Regions from separate parts of the Homo sapiens genome. Here regions 1 and 3 are each linked to region 2. Evidence: chromatin loops called from intact Hi-C (ENCODE). Cell type or tissue: heart right ventricle. All regions are shown on one strand.

Evidence for each region. A loop is a pair of places that touch in the nucleus more often than their neighbours do. Peaks named below come from ENCODE experiments on the same cell type or tissue, not always from the same donor. Only the 100,000 strongest peaks of a DNase experiment are listed, where the experiment ranks them.
Region 1: a loop joins it to region 2, with 2.4 times the contacts of the local background. A loop is called at or near these places in 19 of 110 quality-filtered maps.
Region 3: it touches region 2 in a loop (16-fold over the local background); 51 of 110 quality-filtered maps call a loop at or near these places.

The regions. Positions count from the first base shown.
Region 1 is chr6:55,444,407-55,446,906 of GRCh38, forward strand. All of the region lies in intron 7 of HMGCLL1 (3-hydroxy-3-methylglutaryl-CoA lyase like 1), which reads right to left. Among named protein-coding and RNA genes, the nearest start is that of GFRAL, 120 kb to the left of the region's middle. In heart right ventricle, a CTCF peak has its summit at 1,418 (motif pointing right); no DNase peak of the experiment used is centred here.
Region 2 is chr6:55,275,656-55,278,155 of GRCh38, forward strand. It overlaps HCRTR2 (hypocretin receptor 2), which reads left to right. Exons shown (of 7, transcript NM_001384272.1): 5 at 1,725-1,945. Among named protein-coding and RNA genes, the nearest start is that of GFRAL, 51 kb to the right of the region's middle. In heart right ventricle, a CTCF peak has its summit at 1,300 (motif pointing right); a DNase peak (open chromatin) is centred at 1,796; H3K4me3 peaks cover 966 bases; H3K27ac peaks cover 1,140 bases.
Region 3 is chr6:55,952,500-55,954,999 of GRCh38, forward strand. No RefSeq gene overlaps it. Among named protein-coding and RNA genes, the nearest start is that of BMP5, 78 kb to the left of the region's middle. In heart right ventricle, a CTCF peak has its summit at 1,141 (motif pointing left); no DNase peak of the experiment used is centred here; H3K4me3 peaks cover 631 bases.

The sequences.
Region 1 (2,500 bases), 170 kb after region 2:
ATAAAGACTCATCACAGTATGTTTTTTAAGAATGAAAATTTGAGAACCATCCAAATGTCTCACAATGGAGAATAGCTTTATGGTGTAGCTAGAAAACAAAATGATGATGCTATTTAACTGCATGATTAAGGGAAAAACAGGTTAGAAGATGTTATAACAGTACATAGAGTCATGACACAATTTTCTAAAAGCAAAAAGGATTTGGGAGATATATAAAGTGCTAATGGTAATGATCATGGGTGCTATGATTACAGATAAATTATTTTACTTTAATTCTGTTTTCCAATGCCTCCACAATGAATGTTAATTACCTACCTAAGTAGAAAAAGTAAAATATAAAAGTTTTTGGAAATTTTAACCTGTAGTAAAATGACTGTAAATAAGTGAAAATGAATGTAAATAAATCCAAGACTGAATTTATTCATATTTTGCAATAATGGATCTTTCTAGGATCTAAGACTACAGGACTAATCTGCAAACATACTCTGGCGAAGGCAGACATAATCTGAGTAAAAGAGGACTTGTAAAATGGTCTTTCTGATTTTCTAGTACCAGATTAGCTCTAGACACAGATTCTCTTTCAGTAAGCTCTATTCACAAATTAATTGACTCAGTTCTAAATGCAATATGTGGATTTAAAGTTTAAGCAATTTTAAAGAGTTTATTCAAGGATATATGACCTATAAAGGAGAATATTAAGGCATCAATTCCCTTTAAAGTCTCTCTTTTTAAAAAAATCACAGTACTTTAAAAATATTTTAATACAATTTCCCCTAAATTCTCTACTTTATTAAGTGTGTAATTTTCTTCTCAGAAATAAAAATTTTCTCAATGATACTGTTATCCTTATACTAAATTATATGCTCGTTTTTCTAAACGAGCTGCTTTGGAAATTTCTAGTCATAATCTTCTAAGAAAATTTTATTTCACTATGTATGTTTTCTTCACATCTACTACCTTATTTCATCAGAAATAATTTTAATATGATGTAAACAAGCTCTGAAAAAAACTAGGAAGAAAAACATTATTTCTTTTTATTATTAGTTCTTTATTATAAAGAGTGGAAAGACATTTTTACTTAACCATTGAAATCATATCATTGTGTGTTTGAAAATAATAGACAGGCCACTTAGCTAATTTTCCTATATGAGAGACTTTCGGCATTAAAGGATTACTCTTGGAAAGATGTTCCATTTCTCTCCTTTTCAAGCACAGTCACTACTTTCAGACTCAGGTTTCTGGTGTGCATGCATGTGTGTGTGTGTGACTGTATGTCTGTGTGTGTGTGTAAGCACACAGCACAAACTTATGTTTGCACCATATATCACAAAAGCAAAACAGTTATTCTTTGTTTTGTCTATTTTTGATTTTTGTTTTTGAAGAAAAGTCCATTTTTAGATGAGTAACCACAAGGTGGCAATATAGCACCAAAATCCACCAGGTTAAAGTCAAACATTTACAACCCCACTCACTGTGTTGCAGTCCCTCAAAACTGTAAATAGTAAATAGTTTTATATTTATCAAACAAACGGGTTTTCTGCATTTAAAATAAGGACACTCTTACTAAAGGTGTAGAACACATGAAAATGTGGTTCAATATATTCAGCATATTTGTATTTTTCCTTTGACTTAAAAGTGTTTATTAAGCACACTCTTTGTGCCAGGGACTTGGAATAAATAAAAGTCCTGTAGCTCACAGAATTTAGCATTATAAACTAAAGTGACTATATATTTTGGCTGTTATTGAGAAGTAGCTTATGACTATCTAATGAGAAGCAACTGTTATTAGTGCTCAGGGAACCAATGTTTTCTAAATTATATACATATTTATATATTCATATATAACATATATAACATGTATATTTATAACATATTTATTTAAATATTTATAACATACATAATATATAAATATATTTTTATATAACATATATAAATACATTTATATAATTATAACTCTAAGGACTGAGATGTCCTTGGCTTCTCATTTTCTCTAAGTTCACAATTAAAGCTATTAACTCAATGGCCCAGGATACCATAAACCTGGTGAATTCAGTTATGTGTGCTCCGTCTACTTGAGCTCTCTGCATATGTGCTTGGACCTAAGGCCAGAGAGAAATGAATAAAATGTTAGTGGCAACTTTTTCTGGAGGAGAGCAAATTGCCTGTAGATATGTCATAAACATATCATGTCTGTATTCTAATCTTAGGTGAGCTCTGGGGAGTATTGATTCTGTATGATGTTCTAATGGTCTGATGTTGCTGATATGCTAACTAAAAGTACCATCACAACTTTTTCTTGTTGCTGTATGGTCTTATAACCCAAATAAAATGAATACATACAACAATAAAGGGAGTAAAAAATCATCTTGCAAAATTTCTAATCTATATATTCATGTTTTCAAAATATTTTATGAAACCTAAAATTTTAGTTATTGAGGTTACTAAAGTCCCAAAAAACAATTAGATCTGGATTATTATTTTTGAAGTCATCTACATTTTT
Region 2 (2,500 bases):
GGAGTGTAATTGTGTGATCTCATCGGCTCATTGCAACATCCACCTCCTGGGTTCAAGCGATTCTCCTGCCTCAGCCTCCTGAGTAGCTGGGATTACAGGCATGTGCCACCACGCCCAGCTAATTTTGTATTTTTAGTAGAGGCGGGGTTTCTTCATGTTGGTCAGGCTGGTCATGAACTCCCAACCTCAGGTGACCGAAAACTGTTTCTAATGGCGGCAGAAGTCATCAGATGCAGAATGTAGATTCTCTCCTTCAGGGGAACAGTCAGTGATAGAATCACTAAAATTTAATTGATCTATCAGAGATCATTTAGAAGACAGTTCAAGATCATTTAGCAGACACATACAGGCTTTTCATGATAGGAGTCTCCTGGAACATTCCAGCATCCATTGCTCATTCTTTTCAGTTATTTTTTAAAATTGCTTTTTAAAATGAGAGTCACAGAAGAGAAAGTTCCTATCTCTCCCCAACCAGTGGGTTAAAAGATTGAGTTGAACCACTACTATGTAAAAAAGATTGTCTACATGACAAGACATACAGAGTGAGAAGAAAAATAATTTATCCGATATTTTCCATTCAAGGGCAGGTCTTTGTTAACATCATTTGCCTCTTCAAGAAAGAAAATGGTCAAAGGAAATGTCATATTAATTTATCTGTGTGGACATATAAGTAAAATTCTGTTCTCAAATTAAAGATTATCGAACAGACTTTGATCTGGTGGTGTAAAAAGCAACAAAATCTATCGAACATCTATTCTGAGAAACCACAAGGACACATTGGTCAGTACTGGTTTGCCGCACAGAGACAGAAAGTAAAAGCTGAATAATCTTAACAGAGCTAAGGTGGCCTTTTCTTGTGTTTGTTGGCACATTTTCCTCTTTAAAAAATTATGCATGCTGAATTTTATTGTTCTGTTCACTAAACCCTATCAATCTTCATGAGCTTACAATTAAGAGAATATTGTACTTGGAGGGATTCCCTGCTATTATCAAATAACTTTGAAAAGAAATGGAAAAGTACAAGTTGTGTAATTACTGTTACAAATTCCAGCTATTTGAAATATTAATGTAAGACCGCAAAAAATCCTCAATGGGTTTGTGTGCATTTTAAAGGGCTGGACCACAAAACTGATTTCAAACAATTTCATAACTACAAATAGTGAACAACAAAAAATACTTGATTTTTTAAAAATATCCTTTCATTCAAAGGTTTGCTTTGTCCGAACTCGAGAAGCAGAAAACCTGAAAAGCTACAGGTAGTTAAGTTCTATCTCTCTGGCAGCAGATGGCAGTATTGATGCGTGAAAAATCCATAACAGGTTGCTTGACGTTACTTGCTGGGTTTTCCTCTGCTTTAAACTTTGGTATCTGAGCTGAACAAAAATTCCTAATAAGATAATATGGCTGACATCCCTTTATCATTCTCCTTTCCCAAGCTTTGTTCTTTTTACAAGGAAATATCTTTTCCACTTGCAGCTTTCTTTAGACATTGACAAAATTTTGATGTTTTAACTTTTTTTTCCACACAAACTCCTATTTGGTATTCGTCTGAATTAACGCCAAGCACATACTAAGGTCAGCAAATGCTCTGGAGAAACAGGCGCTCAAACCTCCCACACCTCAGGCGTCTGGAAGCCTTTCCTTACTGTGTTTTCTAATTACTTCCCCAAAGTGGAACTTTCCTAAGTCAAATTGCAATAAGGGTCTGTCTCTTCTCCTTTCAGATCCCTGGAACATCATCTGTAGTTCAGAGAAAATGGAAGCCCCTGCAGCCTGTTTCACAGCCTCGAGGGCCAGGACAGCCAACGAAGTCCCGGATGAGCGCTGTGGCGGCTGAAATAAAGCAGATCCGAGCCAGAAGGAAAACAGCCCGGATGTTGATGATTGTGCTTTTGGTATTTGCAATTTGCTATCTACCAATTAGCATCCTCAATGTGCTAAAGAGGTAAAACTTATCTGTTATTTGAAAATGAAATAGCCTGCCTTTTCTTGATTCTTAATTAACTTTTTTTTTTTTTTTAACTAAGCCAGAGAAAAATCTAAACTTTCTGCTTAGATACCTTGTCAGGCCAGATGACTCAGTTATGTTGTTACCAGCAGGTAAGGCGAACAGCCTTTAAGAGTGCTCAGACATGTGCTTTTGTCATGCGTATTCTCAGTTGCATGGCAGACATAAAACAGATGTTTCTCCAATCTCTTCAAGCTAGTTGCTAAACCTTAGATGCAGACAAAGTTCTAATGCGTAACAACTCATTTACAGCTTGCAGTTCTTTCTTGATGAGAACAAACGGGTTTTTCAAAACTTCGTTTCCAAAAACATAGGCAATTGTGAGAGAATTATATCTTAAGGATAAAAAGAGATAAGAACCTTATGTTAGTATTCTAATTATACTTAAAAGTGCATTGGCGAGCACTTTTTAAAAAAAGCCATCAAGGCAGATATGTATGTCGAATGTCTAAACAGAAGAATTCATTTCCTGAAGTCACTGAATGAAGCTCA
Region 3 (2,500 bases), 680 kb after region 2:
CTACAGTGCTACATATATTTACATGTGTTTGTATGTGTGTAAAAAAATGAAACAAATATTCTAATACAAATTACATACTCTACATTTTATTCTGCACCCTTTCCTTCCAATTAGTCATATACCTTGAAGATATTTTCTTAACAACACAACTTGATTCTTAGGGACTGCAAAGTATTCCATTATGTGAACATTCCAAACTGGAAGGAGATATTTGTATATTTCTATAGTGATAAATGTTTAGGTTATTTACAGGTTTGGGTCTTTGAAATAATGCTGCAACAAAACCAGTACCAGTGGAATTGTTCAAAGGAAACATTTCTAATATTGAAAAATAACACAAAAGTGCTCATCATAAATAAAAATGTTTAATAGCTTTACCATCACGAGAGTGTCTATTACCTGCACATTCTTGGCGACGTCAAGTTTTCATCAAATTTTGTTTTTAAATGTTTTGCCCATCTGACGAGTAAAAAGTGAACCCTGTAGCATTTTTTAAATAGCTCGATGTGATGAAAACGGGGTTTTGGAAAGCTCATGCTGAGACAATATGGAGTTTAGCTTGGTCACACCAAGACTCAATGCAGAAGAGATGGAGAGGAGACAATTACAATAGACTGTGTAACAGATGAAGACAGCTTAACTGGGGCAGTGCCTGGAATGTATTAGGGGAAATAGATATGATAGAGGCACTATCAAAAAGTCCAGCTGTTGAGGAGGTACAGCAATAGACCTTTGTTCCTGATACTTAATATTGTGTTAAGGGTGGGCGAGACGGAGGAAGGATTCAAGAATACCTCCTAGGTTTATGAGTTGGGAAGCCAGGATGATTGCAATGAAAATAACTGTCCTAGAAAACACAGAAAAAAGCAAAGATTTGGGAGCATGCCAGATAAAACGGGAATGATTTTAAAGGTCGTGTACAAATCTAAGATGCTATAGTTTATTTATGGAAACTACCTTCATCTGTGGCAGAGGCTATTTCAAAATACTCACATCTATTTAATGTCACTTAATGAATCACGGAATTTTGCAGTGCTATGAAATCCCTTAAATCAAACTAACTAGCACACTTATGAAACCAGAGTACTATCTTACTATGCCAGAGTATTCTTTTCGTATTCTGCCATCTAGTGAACAACAATCATTTGTACAACCTGGCTTGTAAATTGCTTCTTCCAAATTTAAAATAAACACACACGCACACGCACACGCACCCCTTCATTTTATGCTTTCTCATTATATATACTGGCAAAATATTCTTTCATGATATTTTACAAACAAAATTCCTAAACATAGAGGAAAGAATAGAGTTCATCAGCTGAATCTGCACATTTCACCTTGGGCTCATTTTGAAATTTATATTTTTAAAGTCAAGGGAAATTCACAAGTTTCCTTTACATTATGCCATCTCCTTTTATCATTAAAAACAACAAAAACAAAACATTTACTTGTCAGCAACTTTCTTCTCTGTAATAAAATACCTTTATATAAATTATCTTTCTCCTGCAATGAGCATTGTTTAATATTATCAAAAGTTTTTTATCTCAAAAATTATTGTACATGATACACTAGAGATATTATTTGAATGTTGTGGAAGTACCTTGTACAAATTTATTTTCTTGATATTTAGTTCTATAAAAGCTTCCCTGATTTCTCCTAAGGTGGTCACTTATTTTGTGCTGTTAGCGTACCTTTGTGTCACTAGTATTGTGGTAGTATTATACTATATTTTAAATATTCATTTTCAAGCCTATCTTTGCAAAGGGCTCATGAATTTCCTGATTAAAGGGACTATGTAATATTCAGTTTTATGTCTCCAATAACTCTCATGATGTATGGTATCTATTAGTTTTCAATAAATGTTAACGAATGATTTAAAATGATTGAACTGAATTATTGACAGATGTTTGAAACTTGACTAATTTTTATTCAAGTTGAAATAATATGTAAAGTAAGCAATCACAACATTCAGCTTCCTTCATGAAGTCCAGAAGAGAACTGAACATATTGCCCAAGTGCCCAGAGGGCCCTAAAATATAGATGTGTGTTCATTAGGCTAATTGGAGACAGGTAGACAAAAATCCTCCTTTGAAATTTGTCCTCATAGGCAATGGCATTATTCCCAGGCTTATCAAGTTCTTTCCCTTGGCAGATCTCTGTGGTCCATCTGCTGAACTTAAATGCTGAAATGGTCTCAATGTGAACATGCCTAATGGACATCTTTATTCTGAGTGGCTATACCAGCACAATCCATAAATCTGAGCTATTTCAGATTACAAATGGAATTGTTCTCCACAGTGTTCCATTGCCTTATAGATAATAATTTTGGATGAAAGCCCAAACTCATGAAATTAGCTCTAAGAGTTCAATTGATATTAGCAATGTACATTGCTTGCAAGTCCTCTTAATTCATCTATATATCTGAACTCATTCATTTTACTATTTCCAAGCTAATTCTATGGAGTTCAAGTAAAGACTCCATCTACTTTGTGGTTTTTGA